2 separate regions of the Homo sapiens genome follow, and region 1 is linked to region 2. The links are chromatin loops, found by intact Hi-C in ENCODE. Cell type or tissue: body of pancreas. All regions are shown on one strand.

Evidence for each region. Hi-C counts contacts between places; a loop is a spot of excess contacts. Peaks named below come from ENCODE experiments on the same cell type or tissue, not always from the same donor. Only the 100,000 strongest peaks of a DNase experiment are listed, where the experiment ranks them.
Region 1: a loop joins it to region 2, with 3 times the contacts of the local background. A loop is called at or near these places in 18 of 110 quality-filtered maps.

What each region holds. Positions count from the first base shown.
Region 1 is chr14:74,945,021-74,947,520 of GRCh38, reverse strand. It overlaps PGF (placental growth factor), which reads left to right. Exons shown (of 7, transcript NM_002632.6): 5 at 1,113-1,142; 6 at 1,246-1,308. LOC107984690 (a long non-coding RNA gene) reads right to left here. Exons shown (of 3, transcript XR_001750826.3): 2 at 1-2,281. Among named protein-coding and RNA genes, the nearest start is that of PGF, 9.3 kb to the left of the region's middle. RefSeq lists a silencer at 1,013-1,062. In body of pancreas, CTCF peaks have their summits at 994 (motif pointing left) and 2,114 (motif pointing left); DNase peaks (open chromatin) are centred at 980 and 2,120.
Region 2 is chr14:75,302,562-75,305,061 of GRCh38, reverse strand. No RefSeq gene overlaps it. Among named protein-coding and RNA genes, the nearest start is that of LINC01220, 9.4 kb to the right of the region's middle. RefSeq lists an enhancer at 674-843. In body of pancreas, a CTCF peak has its summit at 1,364 (motif pointing right); a DNase peak (open chromatin) is centred at 1,381; H3K27ac peaks cover 1,063 bases.

The DNA.
Region 1 (2,500 bases), 360 kb after region 2:
TGTGGGAGGAGGGATTCTGGGCCCTGACCTAACTCGTAAGCCTTCGTTTTTCAGGCTACCTTTCATGGCCATGACCACTTTTCTAATAGCCCCCAGGCTTAGCCTTGCCTCCTGGGCAGGGCTATGGCTGCCCCTTTTGTTGGAGTGTTGGAGACCCTGCCTCAACTTGTTTCCACCCATCCCTCCAAGCCAGAGCTTAGCCATATAACAAGAGCTCGGTAATGAACCCTCCTGGGTGCAATGCTGGGTGGTGACCCAGAGTCACCTTCTCCATCCCCTTTGCCCTGACAGCCACTCTTTTGGGGCAGGCAGATGAAGAGACTGAGGTTCCAAGAGTGTCTGTCACTTGCCCAATATGGAGAGGTACAACCAGACAGTCCCAAGAGGCCCTGGTACCTTGCCCTGGCTCCCAAGGGAGGAACCAGCTGAGGGTAGCATGTCCTGGCCCCAAAGCTGACTGCTACCATGCTGTCCCATGTCTCTACCCACTGTTCCCAGTGAAGACTGAGGCCCTATCCCCTGCCAGGGGCCAGGCAACAGGGACACCTTTCTTCTTGCTTCTGGGCCAACAGCCACAGCCCTGGGAGGCAGAGCCCAGACATGCCTGGTGACTTCAGGGCTGATGCTCCCTCCTTCCTCCCACCCCGTCGCTCACTCCCCATGTTGTTCCGGATGGAGTGGGGCTGTGCCCTGACAGGCAGCCAGTCCGCTGTCTGGCCATCATCTCCTGTCCCTGAGGAAATTCCCAGAATGCACCCTGGAAGGAACGGAAAAAAGCAGCAAAGAAAGTGAGAAAGAAAAAGCAACAGAGAACAGACAGAAACAACCAAATTTGATGCCAAGAGGCTGAGAAGTGCAGAAGCGGGTGGCAGGGGTCCCCAGGAGGTTGATTTGTCCCTCTCGTGGTGGGGTCACCAGAGCCTGGAGTGGGAGTGAAGCCTTGAGGCTCTGGCCACCTCTCCCTTGCCAACTCCATGCTACCCCCTAGTGGCCTCAGTGTCAGCTGCAGGACCAGGACTGGGGATGTCGGAGGGGACCTGTCCGGGCGGCAGGGAGCCCCACTTATTGCTTTCCTAACGTTCCTCTGCCCCTCTCTCTGTCTGTTTCCCTAGGCCTCTGCGGGAGAAGATGAAGCCGGAAAGGTAAGTGGTTTGGCTGGGGCTCGGGGCTATTCTCGGGCCTGCCAGCCTCTGTCCTAGCATGGGGTTCCCCAGCCACCTTGTCCTGACGCTTGGCTTATTGCAGGAGGAGACCCAAGGGCAGGGGGAAGAGGAGGAGAGAGAAGCAGAGACCCACAGACTGCCACCTGTGAGTGTGCGGGGTCCCAGGGATGGCGAGGAGGCTGGGCCCGAGGGGAGCCCCGCCTTGCCGCCAGGGTTAGGTTGGGGAGGGGGAGAGGCAGGACTGAGGCCAGTCTTGGGGGCAGAACAGGGAGCTGCACCTCCTCAAGACTCTAGGGCCCAGGAAGCATCAGTGGACCTTGGTTTTTGTCCCGGCTTAGCCCTAGGTTTCCATTGACCTTCAACAAATCATTTCACCTTTGTCAGCCTAGCTTTTCTCTGTGTAGAATGAGGGGCAGGAGGTCCAGCAAACATTCAGTCACTCTACAAACATTTACTGAGCACTTACTGTGTGTCAGGTACATCTGTGAGCAAACAAACAGGATTCCTGCACATTAGTGTTTACCTTTTAGTGATTAAAAGTCTGTCATCAGCTGAGACGTTATCTGGGGCCACTTCCTAGTAGCCCCGGGGAACATGTGCCCCTCGCCACTGTCTCCCAGGAGTATTTTTGCCTGTGGGTCCCCTTGCTGCTTCTAACCCACTTCGTACCTTGTGGGCAGCAGAATGGAGCCCCAGGCCTGAGTGTGGCTGGGAGAGAAGGATGAGAGGAGGGAAAACCCAAATCTGTGAGAGTAAATAGAAAAAATAAAATATTTCACGTGCACAGTCAATCAGTCACTGAAGAGAGGTGGCTCTCCTTCAGGGGCTAAGCCTCCCCCACGCACGTGACTCCAGGAAGTCATTTCGTGCTATGGAGTGGAGTTGACCCAAGCCCTGACCCCATGAGCCCCACTCCATGAAGACAGGGATCCTGGGGACTGCGCCCCCTAGGGGTTTATGCTCTCATCTCTTTTCTGGGCCCGCGCGGCAATTTGGGAAACAAGCTGGCAGGGAAGTCCATCCAGGCCCGAGTTACCCGCCGGCAGCCGGAGGCAGAAAGTGTCCCGTGGCTCCTGTTCCCAAGGCAGCAGTCTTCAGACATTTCACTCGGGAATCTCCTGAAAGAATTTCAAAAGTGGCCGGGCGCAGTGGCTAACACCTGTAATCCCAGCACTTTGGGAGGCCGAAGTGGGTAGATCACTTGAGGTCAGAAGTTCGAGGCCAGCCTGACCAACACGGTGAAACCACATCTCTACTAAAAATACAAAATTAGCTGGGCGTGTTGGTGCATGCCTGTAATCTCAGCTACTTGGGAGGCTGAGGCAGGAGAATCGCTT
Region 2 (2,500 bases):
AAACTGAAAGCTGATCTCAAAGAGATATTTGTACACCCATGTTCATAGCAGCATTATTCATAATAGCTAAAATGTAGAAGCAACCCAAATGTCCATCAATGATGAATGGATAAGCAAAACGTGGTGTATATGTATAATGGAATATTATTCAGCCTTAAAAAGGAAAGACATTCCAACACATACTGCAGCCTGAATGAAGCTTGAGGCCATTATACTACGTGATACAAGCCAGTCAGAAAAGGATACCCACTGTATGATTCCACTTATATAAAGTCCCTTAAAATCATAGCAACAGAAAGTAAAATGGTGGATGCCAGGGGCTGGGGAGAGGGAAGAATAAGAAATTACTGTTTAATGGGTACAGGGTTTCAGTTTTAGGAGACAGAGTTCTAGAGACAGACAGATGGTGGGATGGTGGTGACAGCTGCACGACATTGTGAATGTATTTAATACCACTGACCTGGACACTTAAAAATGGTTAAGATGGCAAATGTTGTGTGTATTTTACCACCATATATAAAAAATAGGAAGAAAAAAAAAAAAGGAGGCCTGGTCACAGTGGCTCACACCTGTAATCCCAGCACTTTGGGAAGCCGAGGAAGGCAGAGTGTTTAGCCCAGGAGCTGGAGACAAGGTTTTGTACGAAACCATGTCTGTACAAAAAAATACAAAAATTAGGCAGGCATGGTGGCACACACTTATAGTCGCAGCCACCAGGCCCGATCAGAAAATTTATTCTTTTTTTTTTCTTCTTCTTTTTTGAGACAGTGTTGCTTCGTCACCCAGGCTGGAGTGCAATGGCACCATCTCGGCTCACTGCAACCTCCGACTCCCAAGTTCAAGTGGTTCTCCTGCCTCAGCCTCTCGAGTAGCTGGAATTACAGGCACCCGCCACTACACCCGGTTAATTTTTGTATTTTTAGTAGAGACAGGGTTTCACCATGTTGGCCAGGCTGGTCTTGAACTCCTGACCTCGTGATCCGCCCGCCTCGGACTCCCAAAGTGTTGGGATTATAGGCGTAAGCCACGACACCCACCCCAATTTATTCTTAAGAATACACTCTGCAGGCCGGGCGCGGTGGCTCATGCCTGTAATCCCAGCACTTTGGGAGGCAGAGGCGAGTGGGTGGCCTGAGCTCAGGAATTCGAGACCAGTCTGGGCAACATGGCAAAACCCTGTCTCTACAAAAAATAAAATTAAATTAAAATGAAGAATAAATGTACTAATGCTATCGGAATCCGTATGCCCATTTGCTTTTAGAGAAGATCCTATTCCCCAAGAGTGTGATGTGTTTTACAATTCATGCACGGTGTCTTTATCCCCTCGGTCGAAGATTGTCATATCCTTTAGTGGTCAAGAGGGGGCGCAGCGACTCAACCTAAAGCGTGGAAATCCCAGTGGCCTGTAGATCACAGATGCCGAAATGTGAAAGCCTTGGTCCTGGAATTAGCATTATGGACTTCACCTGGGAGATTGTTAGAGACGCAGAATCTCGATCCTACCCCAGATCTGCCTCAGAATTTGCACGTTAAGAAGATCCCCGGTCGAAGGACAGGCACAGAGGCTCAGGTCTGTAATCCCAGCACTTTGGGAGGCCAAGGCGGGTGGATCAGGAATTCCTGCTGGTCAGGAGTTCGACACACAGCCTGGCCAACATGGTGAAACCTCGTCTCTACTAAAAACACAAAAATTAGCCGGACGTGCTGGTGAGTGCCTGTACTCCCAGATACTTGGGAGGCTGAGGCAGGAGAATGGCTTGAACCCGGGAGGCGGAGGTGGCAGTGAGCCGAGATCACGCCACTGCACTCCAGCCTGGGCGACAGAGTGAGACTTGGTCTCAAAATAAAAAATAAAAATAAAAAAAAGAAGATCCCCGGGGTAATTTATAGACACATTAAAATTTGAGAAGTACTGGTTGAAAGTGTCTAGTCATAGAAAGGGAAGCTTCTTCCTCAAAGGAAAAGAGGGTAGGAAAGGAGCTGGCTAAGGCCTCCCTTGAAGCCCCCAAATGTCCTGTTCCTTCGACCAAGCAACCAACATCAATCAAGATGGAATTGGAGCCACAGGAGAGGGTGTAAAAGCATTTCATTGGTCATAAATGCATAGGCTTGGCCGGGCGCAGTGGTTCACGACTGTAATCTCAGCACTTTGGGAGGCCGAGACAGGCAGATCACTTGTGGTCAGAAGTTCGAGACCAGCCTGGGCAACATGGTGAAACCCCATCTCTACGAAAAATACAAAAATTAGCCAGATGTGGTAGCACGCACTTGTAATACCAGCTACTCAGGAGGCTGAGGCAGGAGAATCACTTGAACCAGGGAAGTGGAGGTTGCAGTGAGCCGAGATGGCACCACTGCACTCCAGCCTGGGGGACAAAGCAAGACTCCGTCTCAAAAAAAAAAAAAAAAGGCATAGGCTTTTTCCATTTCAATAAATGCTTATTGATTGCTTACTGTGTGCTGGGCATCAGGGATACAATTGTGAGCAAAAATCAGACCC